Regions from separate parts of the Homo sapiens genome. Here all the other regions are linked to region 1. The links are chromatin contacts, found by Hi-C or POLR2A ChIA-PET in ENCODE. All regions are on one chromosome and are shown on one strand. The core of a region is the stretch at or near the end of the contact, and the rest is flanking DNA. Distances in the headings are between cores, read along the strand shown.

Region 1 (3,867 bases), core at 515-3,014:
GCACTCCAGCCCGGGAAACAGAGGCAGACTTCATCTCAAAAAAAAAAAAAAAAAAAAAAGAATTGGCTGCAAAAGGATACAAAGCCAGGGCTGGGCCCGGTGGCTCACACCTTTAATCCCAACACTTTGGGAGGCAGGCAGATCGCTTGAGCCTCGGAGTTTAAGACCAGCCTGGGCAACATAGCGAAACCCCATCTCTGCTAAAAATACAATGGTGGTGCCCACCTGTGGTCCCAGCTACTGGGTGGCTGAAGCAAGATAATCAATTCAACCCAGGAGGCAGAGGCTGCAGTGAGCCGAGATCGTGCCACTGAACTCCAGCCTGGGCGACTGAGCAAGACTCTGTCTCAAAAAAAAAAAAAAAAAAAAAAAAGGCCAGGAGTGGTGGCTCACACCTGTAATCCCAGCACTTTGCAGTGCTGAGGTACGCAGGTCACCTGAGGTCAGGAAAAAAAAAGATACAAAGCCAAATGGATGAATATATGTGACTATATAAAATAACAGCATGCCAACTAATCCTAAATTTCCACTCAGTCTTTATGTAGTTCCTTATATATTTTGTGTTGGGTATAATGTAGAATTGATCTACAAAAGTAGAATCTTTCCCCCATTCCCTCTTCCCTCAGCCCTTCTCCTGACTGGCTCCTTCTCCTCCATCAGTTCTCAAATCGTCATATCAAAGGGACCTTGAGTATCAGTCTATCTAAAGTAGCTCTCCGCCAACACACACACACCCCATCATTCTGTCTTATTTCCTCTGTCACGCTGCTCTCACCGGAACTGCTCTCAACATCTGTAGATGCTCTGTCTGTTCATTCTATCTTCCCCATTAGGCTAATAAACTCCATTAAAGCAGGAAACGTATCTGTCTTGTTCTCTATTCCATCCTTAGGGCCTACTCCTGTGCCCGGCCCAGAGCAGGCTTCAATAAATAGTTACAGAATGAATGAAGAAATGAATGAATGAGAATTTAATCTTCTAGCCAGGAAGGCCTAGCTAGAAAGATTTGTCTTGATTTCATCTTGAGAGGATGGAGACACACATCTTCCTTTGATTCCAGACAGATTTATTATTTATGTGTTTATTTAGAGACCGGGAGCGGGGTTATGGCTGGGGGTGGGGGTCTCCCTATGTTGCCCAGGCTGGTCTCAAACTCCTGGACTCAAGGGAGCCTCCCGCCTCGGCCTCCCAAAGTGTTGGGATTACAGGCGTGAGCCACCGCACCGGCAAGACAAATTTAAAAAGGAATGTCTGGAGGTTTTTTTCCACCAAAAGGTTTGATGAAACCCCTTGTAACTTGCCCTACTGGAGTCAGTGGGGGTGGGAGGAACTCAAAAATTGTCTCAAAACTAGGTGAAGGGAAAGGCAGTGGAGCAGAGACGTGGCTCGCCACGTTCAGGATCTTGGGCTACACCCTCCCCTTCCCCACACCGTAACGGCTCCAGCCCCTTCTTGTCTTCAGCTTGGAGCGAAGGGTGGCTGAGGCCTGAGTTTGGGCTCCAGGAACCTCGCCCTTGTTAGTTATTCATGAGACGGAGGGCACCATGGGAGCTGGCTCTCTTGCTATTCATAAAGCGGGGAGGCGGGAGGCGGGGGGGAACCTCCTTCCCGCTAGGGCTTCTGGGAAGATCTACAATATTCATGAGGGAGGCGGGCACTACGAGAGCTGAGGCTGCTTGCTATTCATGAGGGGGCGGGCCTCCTTCCCGCGGGGGCTCTTGGGAAGATTCTACAATATTCTAGAGGCCGCGGGGACGCCTGGTGGGTAGGGCTGCAGCTCCGGAGCCTACGGGAGTGTGACCCTCTCGCCTCCTGGCGGGAAGCTCTTGAGGAGATATTTTCTTTTCTAAACACTAAGAAATTTGAGGATGGTGGGGCAAAACGACTAACTCCCACTTTCCTGTGACTCTGTAGCCGGAAAAACTGTCAAAATCTGTGGTAAAAGAGGGTTTTTTTTCCCAGTATTTTATTGCGATAATTTCATCTTTCATGGACTGAAGGGAGCGAAACATGTACCCCGTGTGGTCTGATTCTCCTGTTGACCAGTTTGTCCTTTAGGCTTCCCTAGTTTGCGGCTTTGGAGATGTTTGGGGGCAGCTGCCCGACAGATGGGGTGGGGCCCTTACAAGAGTTTTATGTTAAAACAGACATCCCTGTGAATGTAGTTTTTATCTTAAAGGTGTGGGGGGCGGGGAGGTTCATCCAATTGAACCCTCAAAACCTTTCACGCGCGGTCAAAATTAGTGGGATAGAACAGGGGGCATGAAACATCATTTTATTATTATTATTTGGGGCTGTGATTCTTATTCGCTAGAGGGGTGAGCGGAAACCAGAAATAATTTAGGATTATACCTTTAGAATTTTCACAAAAGCTTGCTTTTTCCCTACGAAACGTCCAGCTCTGAGTGAGGAAAATAAGGAACTATAAGTGGAGACTTGAGTTTTAGAAGAATTTGGGCTTATCATTTTTAAATTTTTGTTTATATTTATTTTAAACATGTATGTAGTTCACAGTTGACACAGTGAAGTCCCCGCCTGGTGACTGACAGTCTTTGAAGAGCCCACGGGCCCAAGCCCCACTGTCCACATTTCTCAGAGAAACAGGAAGAAGCCAAGGCCGGATTTATGCTATTGTAATAAAAATGCTTTAAAACACCTACTGTGTTGGCCGGGTGCGGTGGCTCACGCCTGTAAATCCCAGCACTTTGGGAGGCCGGGGCAGGCGGATCACGAGGTCAGGAAATCGAGACCAGGCTGGCTAACACGGTGAAACCCCGTCTCTACTAAAAATACAGAAATTAGCTGGGCGTGGGGGCGGGCACCTGTAATCCCAGCTACTAGGGAGGCTGAGGCAGGAGAATCGCTTGAACCCGGGAGGCGGAGCTTGCAGTGAGCCGAGATCGCGCCACTGCACTCCAGCCCAGGAGACTGTGCGAAACTCCATCGCAAACAAACAAACAAAACGCCTACTGTGAAAAGTTAAGGTTACAAACAGCCTTATGGATTAAACAAATTAAGATTATTTTACTTGGTGGAATGACACATAGCCATTAAAATATGATTACTTGTAGAAGGTTATTAGCATGGAAAGAGAATTCATTGAAAAAAGCAGATTACAAAGTATTATATATAGTGATCCCTCTTTTTTGTTAAAAAGAAATATATGTATGTAAAAGTCTGAAATTATATAAACCAAAGTGTTTATAAGTGAACTTAATTTTTTTCTTCTTGTTTAGCTGTATTGTGTAAAGTTGTTATTTGTGTAATTATTTTTTTTTTTTTTTGAGGCAGATTCTTGCTCTGTCACCCAGGCTGGAGTGCAGTGGTGTGATCTCGGCTCACTGCAACCTCCGCCTCCCGGGTTCAAGCGATTCTCCTGCCTCAGCCTCCAGAGTAGCTGGGACTACAGTCGCGTGCCACCATGCCCGGCTAATTTTTTTTTTTTTTTTTTTTTTTTAGTAGAGAAGGGGTTTCACCGTGTTAGCCAGGATGGTCTCGATCTCCTGACCTCGTGATCCACCGGCCTCAGCCTCCCAAAGTGCTGGGATTAAGGCGTGAGTCACCATGCCCGGCCTATTTGTGTAATTTTAATGATAATTTTAAAATACCTCCTAATTTAAGTGTTCACTGAATACTGACCCCAATCGCTGTGGTATGGTTTCAAAGGAGGTTCAGAGTGTACTTTTCACTAAACACTAAATTTCTTTGTTATGTTTTCAAATGTGTAACCAATTTTAAATTGATGTAAGTTGATATGTAACATTTCAAGATGTATAAGTAACAATGTTACTTTAGCAATTTGTAGAAAGGAGAAAATGCATTTTGGCCAGATACAATTATATATCTTTGATGAAAATGTCTTAGTTG
Region 2 (3,867 bases), core at 455-2,954, 210 kb after region 1:
AGGCTAGAGTGCAGTGGCACAATTTCAGCTCACTGCAACGTCCGTCTGTCAGGTTCAAGCAATTCTCCAGCCTCAGCCTCCCGAGTAGCTGGGATTACAGGTGCCCACCACCCAGCCTGGCTAATTTTTGTATTTTTAGTAGAGACAGCGTTTCACCATGTTGGCCAGGCTGGTCTGGAACTCCTGATCTCAAGATATCCGCCCACCTCAGCCTCCCAAAGTGTTGGGATTACAGGTGTGAGCCACCGCGCCCAGCCGAAATGAGAACATTTTCTGACAGGCATCCACCCACGCTTGTGAGCTAGTCTCTCCACCTTCTAGGAAACAAATCCAGGACCTGCTGCTCCTCAGGCACCAGTACCCTGCAGGACCTGCCCCCTGTGACCACGTATTCCCTCCTGAAAACCTATCACCGTTCTTTTCCTCTCTTATTCTTCTCTGGCTTCTCTTCGCCCCTCACTGCTAAATGTAACGTTCAGCTCTCAAACTGCCGCTCATTATTTCCCTCCCTACAGACTTTGTCTCTCCAGAATCTGCTCCCATAGATTTGGCACATTGCCAATGCTTCCCCAACCCTGAGATGTAATAACAAAACCCCAACTGCTTGCAAGATGTTTCTATTGGGCTTGTCTTGTCTGCTCAAAATTGTTGTCAAAATCAAAGTCAGGCCAGGTGTGGTGGCTCATGCCTGTAATCCCAGCACTTTGGGAGGCTGAGGCAGGTGGATCACTTGAGGTCAGGAGTTCGAAACTAGCCTGGCCAACATGGTGAAACCCTGTCTCTACTAAAAATACAAAAATTAGCCAGGCATGGTGGTGCGCGCCTGTAGTCCCAGCTACTTAGGAGGCTGAGGCACGAGAATCGCTTGAGCCTGGGAGGTGGAGGTTGCAGTGAGCTGAGATCATGCCACTGAGCTCCAGCCTGGGTGACAGAGCAAGTCCCTGTCTAAAAAAAAAAAAAAGAAAGGGAAGGACATGTTTTTTGGAGGCGGCAAAGTCTCAAACTCACTGGTGGTGTGTGGTAGATGACTGACACCTTGGCCGGTCAAGACGCCGGGGTTGGATGGTCCAAGAAGAGGCCTGGGTGTGGGCGGGGACCCTTGAAACTTACACTGTCTGGACGTCAGTGGCGAGCCCGGCCAGACCGATGTACAGCCGGTCACCCATGGGAAAGATCTTCTGGAAGTCCGTGGTCACCATCTGGGCCTGGATCCCGAAGCGCCTGTCTGCAGCGATGGCCACACAGTTCTTCCCCTTCATGGCCATGACGGCCCCTCCGTTATAGGACATAATAGACTAGGACAGACAGAGCGGAGGGGTCAGCGCGGGGGGTCAAACGCTGCCACAGCCCCCGGCCCAGCTCCTGATGCGGAGGCTCCTGTACGCCCGTTCTCCATTCCGGAGGCGTCTGAACCCCTGGTTCTCCAGCTGGGATGAGCACTGTGTGGCGGCAATGAGCCGCACTCACCCTCTTGGTCCTCACCGGGGCCCGCTCCCCTCGAACTGAAACCGCTTCCTTCCATCGACCCTAGGCCCTTTTCGTCCCCAAGCCTCTCCTGACCCCCTCCGCTTCTCAATCCTTCCCCATGCCCCTTTGCTTTAACTCCCCATCTCACCATGATTGCGGTGTACTAGGATCCCTCGATCGCCAGAGCAATTCCAGTAAACCGGGTCTAGCCTTCACTGCGCAACCGCTCTCACTGCTGTCTCTTCATTGGCTGATAGGCGGACTCTTCCTGGACATCTGGGCTTTCTATTGGTCACACGTCCCTGTCGGTCACCAGTACAGGTAGTTTGGTTGCAAAGTCAAAACGGAGGCGGGAAAAGCGGAAGTGAAAAGTCACTGTGGCTGCGGAAGAGACTTGCGACACGGTGCATAGTGGGATCTCGGCGGACCTGGACTCGGGACCTCAGGGACTGGGGGCGGAGCCTGCGCGCACGTGGGCTGGTGAAACTGGGTTTAGGAAGCTGCGGCCCCAGCTGAAGGGGCACCGTGACGCTTATCAACGTGATGTATGAGTTCGTCGTATTAGTCGTGCTAGCTTATTTATTCACTCCAGAAATCCTGCGTTTACTGTGTACCAGGCACTTGCCTAGGCTCGGAATATTCACTGGCCCACAACAGTGCCTAGTATATAGGAGGCGCCCATTAAATGGAAATTTAATGATGCAGGTGGGAAGGGGAAGGCGTCGCGTGTAGGCGTCGCGGGTATTTTGCGGCTGCAGGGGTTCAGCTGTGAAAGGGAGTTTGGAAGCCGAAGCTTGTTCTGATTTGGGGGACTTCCTGCGGCCCGACTTCACGTATCCTCAATCTCAGGTCACCCTAAAAAGGGACGTTCCGCGCCTCTCCACGTTTGAGGTAGAACCTGAGGATAGCCAGAGTCGACCTCTCGCCGTTCCAATGGAGGAAGGGCGTGCACGTCCCGCGTCCTCTCCTCCCAAGCTCTTTCGCCTCCCTCCCCCATCAGGATCCTTCCCTTTCTCCCCCGGGTTCCACTTATTTCGCCCGATGGCGGCATCTCTTACGGCGTCTGCGCCGTCCAGGCTCGCTCCCATTGACTCGGCTCACTACTACGCCGGTAGTCGACTCGGTCTCTGTGGCGCAATCGGTTAGCGCGTTCGGCTGTTAACCGAAAGGTTGGTGGTTCGAGCCCACCCAGGGACGCTATGACCTTTTTTTTTTTTTTTTTTGTCTTTTGGGTTTTTTTTTTCTCCCCGGAAGATAAAAACCTAAGCCTTTTACTCAAAAGCCAAATTTTGCATTGAAATGGCAGCAGCAATACTTTTTCTAGGAGAATCACTGTTCTTGAAAATTCTTTGCTGCTCAGTCAATAATGGGATAATTTCTCCAGCACTTCCCTCCACACCCCCCCAACCCGCCTCCAAGCTAGATCGCAGGAAACCTAAAGACACAGGTTTTTGTCTCACTGTGCATGCAACACGTTTCAGGATGCATTTTTTCATAGGATTAAGAATGAATTTACAGTGGAGGTTCGACAGTTTTCTATTGTCTGCCTCAATCGATATTACAGTCTCCAAATACTACATTTGGAAGGGAAGAGAATGAGAGAGACACAGAGAGAGAAACAAGTATGAAGAGAAACAAAGGTGAGAAAGGGAGAACATTGTTGTGATACAGGGAAAGAAGGGACGTGACAGAACTAGGCAGGGTGGGTAGGGGAAGACCTCAAGACAATGGAGAGTGGGAAAATAGACGCATTTAATATTAGAAGCATCAGAAAAAAAGGAAAACAACACATTTTTTCCCCCTAGAACTACACAGGGAGGTGGGGGAGGAAGATGGGGAAATAGAAGGAGAAACTGACTAAGGACCTTGTTTGGGGGAGATAAAAGGTATAAAGGACACAGAGGTAAAGACGTTCCGGAAAGCTCTAGAGGAGCCGCCCTCTCCTGTCTCGTCACCATTTTTAAAGGGATCTGATCCTCGCAATAGCTCTTGGTATATGCTGGAGGTAATTGCCTAGATTTCCCGCGTTCCTGTCCTCTGCGAGTCTCTGGCTTGTGACAGCCACTGTGACTCTTCTGATGCACTTGTCAGCTAGAGGACCGCGTGAGATGCAAACACAAAATCAAGGGGCGCCTAATGTCTGACGAGGCGCATTCCTGGGCGCAGTGGGAGCCTCGACCTTTGTGGAGGAGAATGTGCAAAGCACTCTTGAGCAGTTCTCATAGACACTTGGTCTCTGCAGATTCGGCTCAAAGGAGGCCTCTTCTGGAAGCCCACCCCAGTACTCACCCACCCTTAGCGGGAGCTCACACCAGAAGCGATGGGCGCTAAAGGGACAGGCTGTGTGTCCTTCAGGGTTTGCACCCACCGGCCTGTGAGCGCCCTGCGCAAAAGCCAGGC
Region 3 (3,867 bases), core at 882-3,381, 170 kb after region 1:
AGACAAATGAACGTTTACTTGATTTAGAAGATAATGTGACAGAATGATGTCAGGTTAGGTCAAAGCCAAGGGAGTGACAGAATCTGGAAAATCAAACAATACAAAAAGCCCTAAATGAACTGTTAACTATTTGATCTTTGGATGTAAAATTGTAATGCGTATATGTACAAATGTACAATTTTTACATGCTTTTAAAAAAGGTTAGCTTTGTGAAAATACCTTGTTTGGTCAATGACTTTACTGGGTAATAGAACCACATTGAACCTTGATGGCAAGTAATACAATAAGGCAGGCCAGCTCGTTTTTCTCTCTGAATCTGGCTGGTTTAGGAGGAGCCTGGGTTTATCGACGAGATCTGGAGTATCTATTCTTTTCCACTGCTTGCAGTCTCCAATGTAGGCAGTGTAAAGGTATAGTAAAATGATTTTAGGAGTCAGAACCAAATTGCCAATATGCTCCATGGCTCCTAAAGGAAAATAAAATGGAAGTTTTTATTTTGCGGCTTCACTTCTTACCGTGTAGTAACCTTACTACAATTACAGATTTTCAGGAGTTGTTTGCTAGTCTCTTTCAGTCAGGTACTAAAAAAAAAACAAAAAACAGGCTGGGCGCGGTGGCTCACACCTGTAATCTCAGCACTTTGGGAGGCTGAGGTGGGCGGATCACGAGGTCAGGAGATCGAGACCATCCTGGCGAACACGGTGAAACCCCGTCTCTACTAAAAAAATACAAAAAATTAGCCGGGCGTGGTGGCGGGCGCCTGTAGTCCCAGCTACTCGGGAGGCTGAGGCAGGAGAATGGCGTGAACCCAGGAGGCGGAGCTTGCAGTGAGCCGAGATTGTGCCACCGCACTCCAGCCTGGGTGACAGAGCGAGATTCCGTCTCAAAAAACAACAGCAACAAAACAAAACCCTCGAGGGGCCACTCTCCTGTCTTTACTCCTTTTCCCTTCTCTATTCTTTCACCAGAAGCCCTCATTTGACCAGTGAACTCCTAGGCCCTCTTGACCCGCACATTAGCTGGGCGATTTCCTTGTTCTGCTAATTCCTAATTCTGCTTAAAATGTATTTGGATTTCTGTTTTTGAACACTTATGATGCCAGGCACTGTAATGCTTGAAACCCGATCTTTCCCTAGAGAATGTAACATACGTTTTTATTCATTTAATCACTTCATTATGCCGGGGTTAATTATGTTTATTTTATAATTGGTAATAAAGGCCACATTTATTTTTGTAACTGTTTAAAGAGCGACCACCTGTGGAGTACCGTGTTTACGAATTTCCATGCAGAAAGAACAACGTTGACCTGTAATTTGTGTCGAATATATGGAGATCCCTCATCTGAGAATTATGTAACAAAGCGTGGGGCAGTTTACTCAAAGATTTTACGAAATGAGCCAGAGTAAGACGATTAGTGGGATAGGTGTCTGAAGGTGCTGGCGGCCTCTGAGCTCTGACCCTTTGCGGGGAGAACAGGCAGCAGGTGGGTGGGCGCGGGGCCCATTCATAAAAACCAGTGTTCCTGGCCTGCTTCTCTCATTGGCCCTGGGGGCAAGGGGCGTGCCCCGCGGGTGGAGCGCGCCCGGGGCCCAGCAGAGTGGGCAGATCCACGCTTAGGTGGAGCGAGGGGGCGTTCCTTGGCTTTCTAGGCTGGACTTTCTCTTCCCCTTGCTGCGTCCCTCCTCTCCCCCGGGGTGGGCATGGTACGTCCCGCCCTCCTCGCATTCCCGTCCCTCCTTCCCTTCCGGAGCGGTGGCATCGCCGCCATCTTGGCATTCGGGTTGCGGGAAAGAGCCAAACCCTGGCGTTGGGGGGCCCGGGCGGGGAGCCCCTCCCGCGGTCCACAGCGACGCCTGCCCAGCCCTCCTCCCCTTCCGGCTCCGGCACGGGGCCCCGAGGCGTTCGGAGGCCAGGCGGGTTTCTGTCAGGCCCGGGGAGGAGGGGCGGGCGGGGCGGCCGCTGCCTCCCCGGGACGGGCCGTACCACGCGGACGGGGAGGACGGGGCCAGGGGACTGCAGGGCGGCTGCACCGCCCGGGGGCGGGGTGCGGAGCGGGCCGGCGGGCTCCCCGGGGCGGGGCGGGAGGGCGGGGCGTGGGGCGGACGGAACCACCGGGGCGGGGTGGGAGGTAACGGGACGGGCGCGACCATGGCGCGGTGAGGGAGCGGGGGTGGGGATCGGTCCGGGGGAGGCCTGAGGCCGCTGGCTTGTGCGCTGTCTCCGCCGCCCCCCTCTTTCGCCGCCGCCGCCGCCGCCCCGGGCATGTCGTCCAACTGCACCAGCACCACGGCGGTGGCGGTGGCGCCGCTCAGCGCCAGCAAGACCAAGACCAAGAAGAAGCATTTCGTGTGCCAGAAAGTGAAGCTATTCCGGGCCAGCGAGCCGATCCTCAGCGTCCTGATGTGGGGGGTGAACCACACGGTAACCAGCTCCTGCGCGCCCCTCTGAGCGCGGCCCCGCGCGCTCCCACGCCCCCTGCAGCCCTGGGCCCTTGCCCCGCAGGCCCTGCCGGTGACGCCTGCCACCCCTCGCCAAGCCACTTGCACGCCCACCCCACCCTTGCACGCCTTTCGGCCCCGTGTGCACTCCCCGCACGCCACGCGAGGCCTGGTGTCTCTGTGGTCTGCCGTCGCCACCTCCCCTTCCCTCCAGCCCTTCTGGCTTCCTGCGTGTGGCGTGCTCGCTTGGGGCAGCCCATGGAGCGCAAAGGCAAGGCCTCAGTGCAGTGGAGTCGCTTTCATCCCTGCTTCTCCTCCTCCCCCCTCATCCTGTTTGTGAGGGTGTATATTCCCCCTTGTTCCTTACAGCCGGCTGCCAGCTCTGTCAAGTAGCAGTGGTCTGCCCAAATAGTCCTCTCTTTCTGATCGTTTGGTTGTTGTGGCTGCTCAAATTCTTCCATCCTCCAGGCCTCCTTACCTTTGAATGTAGAACTCCACCCTGGGTTTCCTTTTTTTTCCCTCTTGAACAAGATGTATCAACTGGAGAAGCACAGGCTTCCTTGAACCAGACACTTCACCTGGGTCTCTCTGGGTTAGGGAGAAGAAAGAATGGCTATTAACCATTTGAGAGAAGAGGATGCCTGGTTATAAGGAGGGACTATTCATAGTAGAAATAATATGTCTTCCCATAGTTTTTGAAGGTGATCATTTTAAAGATGTTGACTTATCTGTTGTGTGGCTGCAATGTTGTGATGATGCATAGTGATTATGGTCCTAGATAGGAGAGATAGGTCCCCTGGGTCCTTAGGGTGCTTTGAGATTGTTCAACAGCCCCTGCCAGGAAGTTGGATCCTGACAGTTTAAGCTGGAAGACTGTTTATGTGGTGTTTGTTCAGGGTCTTTATTCTCCCTCTTCCAACCACTTGCTCTTTGCCTTCTGACCATTTCTTTATGAATCCCCACACTAGGAATGAGCAGAGGAAGTAAAAGGACCCGAAACACCAACTTCACTAACTAGAATTTTGGAATAAGGAGGATCAAGCTTGGGTTTCCTGTGGATTTCAGTTCTTTAGGTTCACTTGTGAGTGCTTGAAATTGCTCACAAGACCAAGCGATGACAAAGAGGGCCAGCAAGACTTTGCATTGCTTTGGCAGAGGAGCTGAAGGTGCCTTTGGGTGGAGATCGATGAACCGTAATCTGAGCTAGGGTTTTAGATCTTGACCTGTCATTTAGGAAAGTGCATGTGTAAATTGAGGTCTCTGTGGTTTCTTGGTCTTGGGCAGGTTACTGTTTTCACTGTCATCACTGGTGTTAGTGAGGGTCCTGCCAGGATAGCGAGTACCAGTGGTATAATGCCCAGACCTCTAGGAGCTGCTTCGGGCCAACAATCCAGCCCAGTTTGTTACTCGGTCTTCCTGCTGTCCCAGG
Region 4 (3,867 bases), core at 981-3,480, 150 kb before region 1:
AACATGGTGAAACCTTGACTCTACAAAAAATTTAAAAATTAGCTGGGTGTTTGGCCAGGTGCAGTGGCTCATGCCTGTAATCCCAACCCTGTCTCTACTAAAAATACAAAATTATACAAAATTAGCTGCGCGTGATGGCGCATGCCTGTAATCCCAGATACTTGGGAGGCTGAGGCAGGACAATCACTTGAACCCGGGAGGTTGCAGGGAGCCGAGATTGTGCTATTGCACTCCACCCTGGGCAACAGGAGCAAAACTCTGTCTCAAAAAAAAAAAAAAAAAAAAAATTAGCTGGGTGTGGTGGCATATGCCTGTGATCCCAGCTACTCAAGAGGCTGAGGCGGAAGGATCACTTGAGCCCTGGAGGTCGAGGACTGAGGCTGCAGTGAGCCATGATCAGGCAAGAGAGTGAGACCCTGTCTCAAAAAAAAAAAAAAAACCTAAAATAAATAAAAATAGAAAACTTGGAGTCAGTGGAAAAGAATGTTTAAGATAAAGAAGTTTGCTAATCATCATGTGATCTGCCAATCATATCATGCCATGTATCGTATGATCTGCCAGAGTCACATCATCTCATGCCTTATCTGATATGTCATGTGATATGTCAGAGCAAGACTCAATATGCTGGGTCAGGCCAGGCGCAGTGGCTCACACCTGTAATCCCAGCACTTTGGGAGCCCGAGGAGGGTGGATCACCTGAGGTCGGTCTCTACTAAAAATACAAAATTTAGCCGGGCGTGGTGGCGGGTGCCTGTAATCCCAGCTACTTGGGAGGCTGAGGCAGGAGAGTCGCTTGAACCTGGGAGGCAGAGGTTGCCGTGAGCCGAGGTGGTGCCATTGCACTCCAGCCTGTGTTACATGAGCGAAACTCCATCTCAAAAAACAAAACAAAAAAGCGCTGGGTCAGAGTGGCCTGCAGGGGTGCGTGATTTAACCCGTGCCTGTCATGGCCTTAGGTCCTCTTTATAATTTGATATCATATTGCCACAGAGTCCATTCTGTCTGTCTTCTGATCTCTATTTTAATATTAATGCTGGTAGTTGTGTCTAAACTGCAAAAGGGAGGGGTTACAATGAGGTGTGTCTGGTCTCCCATCCCATTATGGCTGGGAACTCAGCTTTTCTGGGGTCTCATTGGCCAAGAGGGGGTCCATTCAGTTGGTTGGGGGACTTAGGATTTTATTTTTAGTTTACAGTGGCTGATGTGTTGCCAGGGAAAAGTTCTCCCAGAAATTTAGTTTCTCAGTTCTCTCTTCTCATTCATATTCTTTTTAAAAATGAAGTTAAAAAAAAATTTTTTTTGAGACAGGGTCTCACTCTGTCGCCCAGGCTGGGGTGCAGTGGTGCGATCTTGGCTCACTGCAGCTTCAACTTCCCAGGCTCAAACGATTCTCCTGCCTCAGACTCTGAATAGCTCGGACTATGGGAGCACGCCATCACCCCTGGCCAGTTTTGGTATTTTTTGTAGAGATGGTGGTTTCAACATGTTGCCCAGGCTGGTCTCGAACTCGTGAGCTCAAGTGATCCACCCACCTGGGTCTCCCAAAGTACCAGCATTACAGGCCTGAGCCTCCACGCCCGATCTAATTTAATTTTTTAATTGACAAATAATTGTACATATTCATGGGGTACATAGTAATGTTTCAATACATATAATGTATAGTGATCAGATCAGGGTAATTTGCACATTCATAATCTCAAACACGTACCCTTGCTTTGTGGTGGGCTCATTCACACTCTTGCTGTCTGTACCAGTGAAGGACTGCCTGGGCTCACCCTGGAGGTTTTTCCTCTGATCACCTCATAAGCAAGGCTATTCTATTTAAGGTCCTTTTGGTTCTGAGGAGCTATTTGAGCTGTCCCACAGAGAAGGATTATCGTGAGGGTGCAGAAGACGATCATGGGAGACCCAAGGGCTGGACATGAAGGACAGCCAGACCTCAAGGAAGCTGGAAAGCTGTTGGGAACCAGGTCCCCTCCCCCAGTTCTTGCCTCCTTTTCATTAATTCATCATATGTTTATTGAAGCCAAATGTATATAAGGTCTGCCTTTCCTTTCTGTGGATCAGAAGTCTTCTGCAGACAGCTCAGGATGGTTTCGGTTCCTTTTTTTCTTTTTTTCTCACAGACTCTGTTCATCTTGAATGGTTTCAGTTCCTAAGTCTCCAAGATCTTTCAACTCAGCTCTCTTGCTGCCAGCTTCTCAGTTTCCCAATTTCACCCTCCCGGGTGGTGATCTGATTGGCTCAGGCTGCACAAGCTGTAGATTGTAGGCTTCCAATAGATGAGCTGCTTTTGAATCATGTGATTACCTATGTCCAATCAGTCTGAGGAAGCACAGGGTCATGTAGGAGACTGTGATGGGTGTAGTCAACTCAGCAGGGCCTACGGGTCTGGGGGCAAACGTCATTGGGATGGGGATGGAGCATCCTAAAACATGTCTGGTACAAGGATATTATTTAAAATATAATGTCACACCTGAAATTTTAGTTAGCAGGGCTCCATACAACATTGATGTTTCAGGAGCATCAGAAATTGTAGACTAGGCGGACATGGTGGCTCATGCTTGTAATCCCAGCACTTTGGGAGACCAAGGTGGGTGGATCACCTGAGGTCAGGAGTTCAAGAACAGCCTGGCCAACATGGTAAAACCCCTGTCTCTATTAAAAATACAAAATTAGCTGGGTGTGGTGGTATGCACCTGTAATCCCAGAGACTCTGGAGGGTGAGGCAGGAGAATCGCTTGATCCCAGGAAGCAGAGGTTGCAGTAGCCCAGATCTCACCATTGCACTCCAGCCTGGGCGACAAGAACGAAACTCCATCTCAAAAAAGAAGAAAAGAAAAGAGAGAGAGACAGACAGACAGAGAGAGAAAGAAAGAAAGAGAAAGGAAGGAAGAGATTGAGAGGAAGGAAGGAAGAGATTGAGAGAGAGAGAGGAAGGAAGGAAGGAAGGAAGGAAGGGAGGGAGGGAGGGAGGGAGGGAAGGAATTCTAGACTAAAAGGACTGGCTCTAGAACGCCGCGGGTAGGTGGCAATAGCTTTCATTGCATCACTGATGCTCAGCCCTGAGGAACCTGGGTAAACTCTGGCCTCATAAAGAACTGGATGGAGACAATCAATACAGGCAATGGAGCAGCCCTGCCCCAGCTGAAGTCTCTTCTTTTTCATTCCACAAGGCCTGAGTGGTTGGCAGAACTGTTGCACCTCCCTGGGCATGTGGACAGATTGGAGGATGCTGGCCAATCAAACCCTTTACTCAGCTCTGCTTCCAGAAAGTAAAAGGCATGTCTCTTGGTTTTGTTTTGTGACAATGTCTTGCTCTGTTGCCCAGGCTGGAATGCAGTGGCATGATCATGGCTTACTGCAGCTTTGATCCCTTGGGATCAGGCAATCCTCCTGCCCCAGCCTCACAAGTAGCTGGGACTACAGGTGCATGCCACCATGCCCAGCTAATTTTTGCATTTTTTTTTTTGTAGACTTGGGGGGAGGGTCTCACTATGTTGCCCAAGCTGGTCTTGAACTCCTGGATTCAAGCGATGTTTCTGCCTCAGCCTCCCAAAGTGCTTCTTGTCTTTTGAGAGTACTGGTTCATTGGTTGGATTCAGATGGCAAGTGGACATTGCGGTTGACTTTTCAACATATATTTTACCTTACAGCCTTGTACAATAGGAATGGGATCTTGGGTTCCATGATAATCCTACCCCCCAGCTGGTGTTTGGTTTAGGTGGAAGCTGTTTAGCATCTAGGGCTTCCTAGTCCAGAGGTGGCAGGGGACCCAGGTTGACCCTGCCATCTTGAAGCACACGTGTTCATTCAGTGGTCGGGGAGAGGTGTGCTGTGCCTGTCTTGCTTCCATGAGCCAGGGCT
Region 5 (3,867 bases), core at 853-3,352, 140 kb after region 1:
CTCCAGAGTAGCTGGGATTACAGGCATGTGCCACCACGCCCGGCTAATTTTGTATTTTTAGTAGAGACGGGGTTTCTCTATGTTGGTCAGGCTGGTCTCAAACTCCCAACCTCAGATGATCTGCCCGCCTCAGCCTCCCAAAAGTGCTGGGATTACACGCGTGAGCCACCGAGCCCAGCCTGTTTCTTTCTTTCTTTCTGTTTTTTTTGAGACAAAGTCTCACTCTTGTCGCCCAGGCTATAGTGCAGTGGTGCCATCTTGGCTCACAGCAACCTCCACCTCCTAGGGTCAAGTGATTCTCTTGTGTCAGCCTCCCAAGTAGCTGGGATTACAGGCACCCGCCACCACGCCCGGCTAATTTTTGTATTTTTAGTAGGATGGGGTTTTTCCATGTTGGCCAGGCTGGTCTCAAACTCCCAACATCAGGTGATCCACCCACCTGCCTCGGCCTCCCAAAGTGCTGGGATTACAGGAGTGAGCCACCGCGCCCGGGCAATAAGTATTTTTAAAAAGCCATAAGAACTAATAAGTGAATTTAGCAAGCCTGTAAAATAGAAGGTTACTATACAAAAGCACGTTCTTATCTATTAGTAGCAAACAATTGGAAAATTAAAATTTTTAAATTTTATTTAAAATAGCATCACAGGCCGGGTGCCTGTAATCCTTGCATTTTGGGAGGCCAAGGTAGGCGGATCACCTGAGGTCAGGGGTTCCAGACCAGCCTGGCCAACACGGTGAAATCCCATCTTTACTACAAACACAAAAATCAGTAGGTCGTGGTGGCGTATGCCTGTAATCCCAGCTACTCGGGAGGCTGAGGCAGGAGAATCGCTTGAACCCAGGAGGCGGAGGTTGCAGTGAGCTGGTATTGCGCCACTGTACTCCAGCCTGGGCAACAGAGTGAGATTCCGTCTCGAAATAAATAAATAAATAAATAAATAAATAAATAAATAAATAAATAAATAAATAAATAAAATAGCATCACAAAAAATACAACATTTAGAATAAATTTAACAAAAGATGTGCAAAACTTCTATTCTGAAAATTACAAAACAGGTCGGGCGCAGTGGCTCACACCTGTAATCCCAGCACTTTAGGAGGCCGAGGTAGGAGGATTGCTTGAGTCCAGGAGTTTGAGACAAGCCTGGGTAAGATGGCAAAACCCTGTTGCTACAAAAATAAAAATAGCCAGGCGCGGTGGCTTATGTCTGTAATCCCAACACTTTGGGAGGCTGAGGCGGGGAGATCACTTGAGGTCGAAATTCGAGACAAGCCTGAGCAACATGGTGAAACCCTGTCTCTACAAAAAATACAAAAATTAGCCGGGCGGGTGGCGGGCGCCTGTAATCCCAGCGACTTGGGAGGCTGAGGCAGGAGAATTGCTGTCCGGGAGGCGGAGGTTGCAGTCAGCTTCGACCGCAGCCTGGGAGAGCAAAACTCCTTCTCAAAAAACAAAAACAAAGGGAGAAGAAGAAAAAGAAAAAGAAAAAAGAAAAACATGCCAAAAACACATAGTAACTGAAGGGAAAGGAATCTGCCAGCTTCCCACTATGGGAAAATCTGCCACTGTGGAAGCTGGCAGATTTTAAAAGTTTGGCAAACGGAAGCTGATGGAATTTCGATTTGATGGTTTCTATTTAGCTTCGTAAAATAGGCCTGGCATAAGGGGATTTGCTGTGAGTCAAGGTCTGAGGAAAGCGCCAGTTTGCAAAGCCGTTTTGGAAAACTGGAGCGTGGGGGTGTGTGCAGGGTGAGGGGAGGAGGCCTAGTCTGGTCCACCTTAGGTCTAGCAGAGACTACGTGGAGCTTTGAGCCGAATGCCCTGGTGAGCTGCCATGGCAACACAGCCGTGGGCACAGGCCCACGGCAACCCATCACTGAACAGAGTTGTGGCGTTTCAACAGAGAGTCTGGGACATCAGGCAACGTGGCGACCCGAAGCAGCCAAAATGAGACCTCGACAGCAAAGGCCTCGACAGCGGAGCCCGGACCTTTGCAAAATCTGCAAGTAACGCCAACGTCACAAAGCGCGACCGAGCCCTGTACGTCATCGTTCCGCGACGCCGACGCGGTGAGATGACGCCCTCCCGGAAGTGACCTCTAGAGCGGTGGTGAAACTGGCAGTTGACGGCTCCTGGGACTAGATCCCGCGAGGTAGCCCCCGAACTATTTCTCTACGTTTTCTCTTGATCCTCCCGAAATCTTCCAGATCCGCGTAGTGAGGAATCGTCTCCACCGTCATGGGGGGCGGAGACCTGGTGAGTGGAGGGAGGCCTGGGCGGGGGAGGACTGAGGCCGGGACGGAAATTGGCAGGGGGTGGGGGTAGAGGAAGGAGTGGATAACCATGGCAACGCAGCTTTGCTTTCGCCGGGAGGAGGCCGTTGCCCTGAAGAGGGGATGGATCCTTAGGGCAATGGAGGGGTGGGACTGAGATTTGGGAAAGTCCGAGGTGTGTCGCGAACAGTGACAGGTGGTGTTTGCGTGTTTGTTGACTGCGGCTCTACCGGCTGTAAATTCTGGGAAGACCGGGGAGGGGGCGGATGGAGCCATGGCTAGGAAAGGAGGTAGATATGGAGGACGTGTCACCACACTTTGTTTTGTATATCTTGTCTTGCCACACACCTCTCTTCCTTGGGTGAGAGTTCAGAGTCATGTCCTGGACTGAAGTAGGGGTGGTTTGTGCCCCATTCTCCCTACCCTAAGCCATGCCCTGGGGTCGTTTTTTATTTTTTATTTTTTTGAGACGGAGTTTCTTGTTGCCCAGGCTGGAGTGCCATGGCGCGATCTCGGCTGACCGCAACCTTTCCCTCCTGGGTTCAAGCGATTCTCCTGCCTCAGCCTCCCGAGTAGCTGGGATTACAGGCATGCGCCACCACACCCGGCTAATTTTGTATTTTTAGTAGAGACAGGGTTTCTCCATGTTGGTCAGGCTGGTCTCGATCTGCCGACCTCAAGTGATCCGCCCGCCTCGGCCTCCCAGAGTGCTAGGATTACAAGGGTTAGCCACAGCGCCCGGCCCTGGGGTCCTTTTTAAGCCTGAAGGGATCTTCCTGTCCATCTTTCTGACTTCCACACCTCCTTCAGTGCTGGATTCTGATCTGTAGTGGCAGAGCTTGCTTTTGAATTCATACCACTTAATATAAGTTATGTGGCAATGTCTCTTAAACTGAAACGTTCATTTGTAAAGCGCTAAGGCCCCAAATAGGGTAAATGTACCCACAAGAGCATGGGGCAAGGTTGGGAAAATGCTAGCCTCCGGAAAGTGGAGCTAATTGAACCAGCAAGTAGATCAGCTTAGCCGCCTGCCCAGTAAACCTATTAGTTTGTCATGTGTTCTCAATCACAGTGAGTGCCAGGACTCCATCTAGTTTCATCCAATTTAGTGTATTCTTCACATAACTGCATTTAAGGACAGGAAAGCTCTAATCCAGGGTTTCTCAACATTAGCGCTCTTGACAGTTTGGCCTAGATAATTCTTTGGGGGTGTGTGGTAGTGGTGGTAGTTGGGCTGTCCTGTGCATTGTAGAATGTTTAGCAGCATCACTGGCCTCTAGCCACTAGACTGGAGCTATCCACTAACACCCGTCTCCACCAGTTGTGACAGCCAAAAATGACTCCAGAAGATTTTCTCCCTGGGGAGCAAAATAATCTATGCTTGAGGCAGGGAGGACAAGATGGGAAGGGTTAGAGGGAGAAAGAGGGAGGGAGTGAGGGAGGAAGGACGGAAGGATGGACGGATGGTCAGACCAACTGACGGACTGACCCACAACCAACCAACTGAATGACCTGACGAAGGGGAGAGGCAGGACAAGGAGGGGAAGAGAAAAGGAAGAAAAGGGAGCTCTCATTGACCGAACATTTTCCACA

The links. A loop is a pair of places that touch in the nucleus more often than their neighbours do. ChIA-PET counts read pairs that join two places held with the same protein, here RNA polymerase II (POLR2A). Pooled maps may share reads with other maps.
Region 2: a loop to region 1 is called in a map of endothelial cell of umbilical vein, with 8 times the contacts of the local background. The contact joins the promoter of PSMB3 here to the promoter of FBXO47 in region 1. A Hi-C loop is called at or near these places in 3 of 168 maps with a recorded cell type or tissue (PC-9, endothelial cell of umbilical vein and naive thymus-derived CD4-positive, alpha-beta T cell) and 7 of 50 pooled maps. POLR2A ChIA-PET finds 5 or more read pairs at or near these places in 5 of 52 experiments (BJ, CD8-positive, alpha-beta memory T cell, HEK293 and 2 more).
Region 3: a loop to region 1 is called in a pooled map, with 6 times the contacts of the local background. The contact joins the promoter of PIP4K2B here to the promoter of FBXO47 in region 1. A Hi-C loop is called at or near these places in 8 of 50 pooled maps. POLR2A ChIA-PET finds 5 or more read pairs at or near these places in 9 of 52 experiments (AG04449, GM10248, GM12878 and 6 more).
Region 4: a loop to region 1 is called in a pooled map, with 2.0 times the contacts of the local background. The contact joins the enhancer-like site here to the promoter of FBXO47 in region 1. A Hi-C loop is called at or near these places in 1 of 50 pooled maps. POLR2A ChIA-PET finds 5 or more read pairs at or near these places in 6 of 52 experiments (A549, BJ, K562 and 3 more).
Region 5: a loop to region 1 is called in a map of B cell, with 19 times the contacts of the local background. The contact joins the promoter of CWC25 here to the promoter of FBXO47 in region 1. A Hi-C loop is called at or near these places in 2 of 168 maps with a recorded cell type or tissue (B cell and naive thymus-derived CD4-positive, alpha-beta T cell) and 9 of 50 pooled maps. POLR2A ChIA-PET finds 5 or more read pairs at or near these places in 7 of 52 experiments (CD4-positive, alpha-beta memory T cell, WTC11, activated B cell and 2 more).

The regions. Positions count from the first base shown.
Region 1 is chr17:38,965,300-38,969,166 of GRCh38, reverse strand. It overlaps FBXO47 (F-box protein 47), which reads left to right and starts at 1,764. Exons shown (of 11, transcript NM_001008777.3): 1 at 1,764-1,938.
Region 2 is chr17:38,750,578-38,754,444 of GRCh38, reverse strand. PSMB3 (proteasome 20S subunit beta 3) reads right to left here and starts at 1,704. Exons shown (of 6, transcript NM_002795.4): 1 at 1,616-1,704; 2 at 1,111-1,295. The coding sequence starts at 1,618. TRN-GTT2-5 (tRNA-Asn (anticodon GTT) 2-5) reads left to right here and starts at 2,591; the gene lies at 2,591-2,664. LOC100287808 (a long non-coding RNA gene) reads right to left here. Exons shown (of 1, transcript NR_149004.1): 1 at 2,693-3,867.
Region 3 is chr17:38,797,820-38,801,686 of GRCh38, reverse strand. It overlaps PIP4K2B (phosphatidylinositol-5-phosphate 4-kinase type 2 beta), which reads left to right and starts at 2,131. Exons shown (of 10, transcript NM_003559.5): 1 at 2,131-2,421. The coding sequence starts at 2,263. CWC25 (CWC25 spliceosome associated protein) reads left to right here. Exons shown (of 10, transcript NM_017748.5): 10 at 1-1,246. RefSeq lists an enhancer at 2,136-2,954.
Region 4 is chr17:39,117,179-39,121,045 of GRCh38, reverse strand. The region is part of intron 2 of PLXDC1 (plexin domain containing 1); the gene reads left to right. Among named protein-coding and RNA genes, the nearest start is that of PLXDC1, 33 kb to the left of the region's middle. RefSeq lists an enhancer at 1,811-1,860. Within about 2 kb of position 2,230, at least 2 of the 41 ENCODE cell types and tissues checked have a DNase peak (open chromatin) inside an H3K27ac peak, as active enhancers do.
Region 5 is chr17:38,823,556-38,827,422 of GRCh38, reverse strand. It overlaps CWC25 (CWC25 spliceosome associated protein), which reads left to right and starts at 2,102. Exons shown (of 10, transcript NM_017748.5): 1 at 2,102-2,257. The coding sequence starts at 2,240. It overlaps MIR4727 (microRNA 4727), which reads right to left and starts at 1,585; the gene lies at 1,531-1,585. RefSeq lists an enhancer at 2,763-3,394.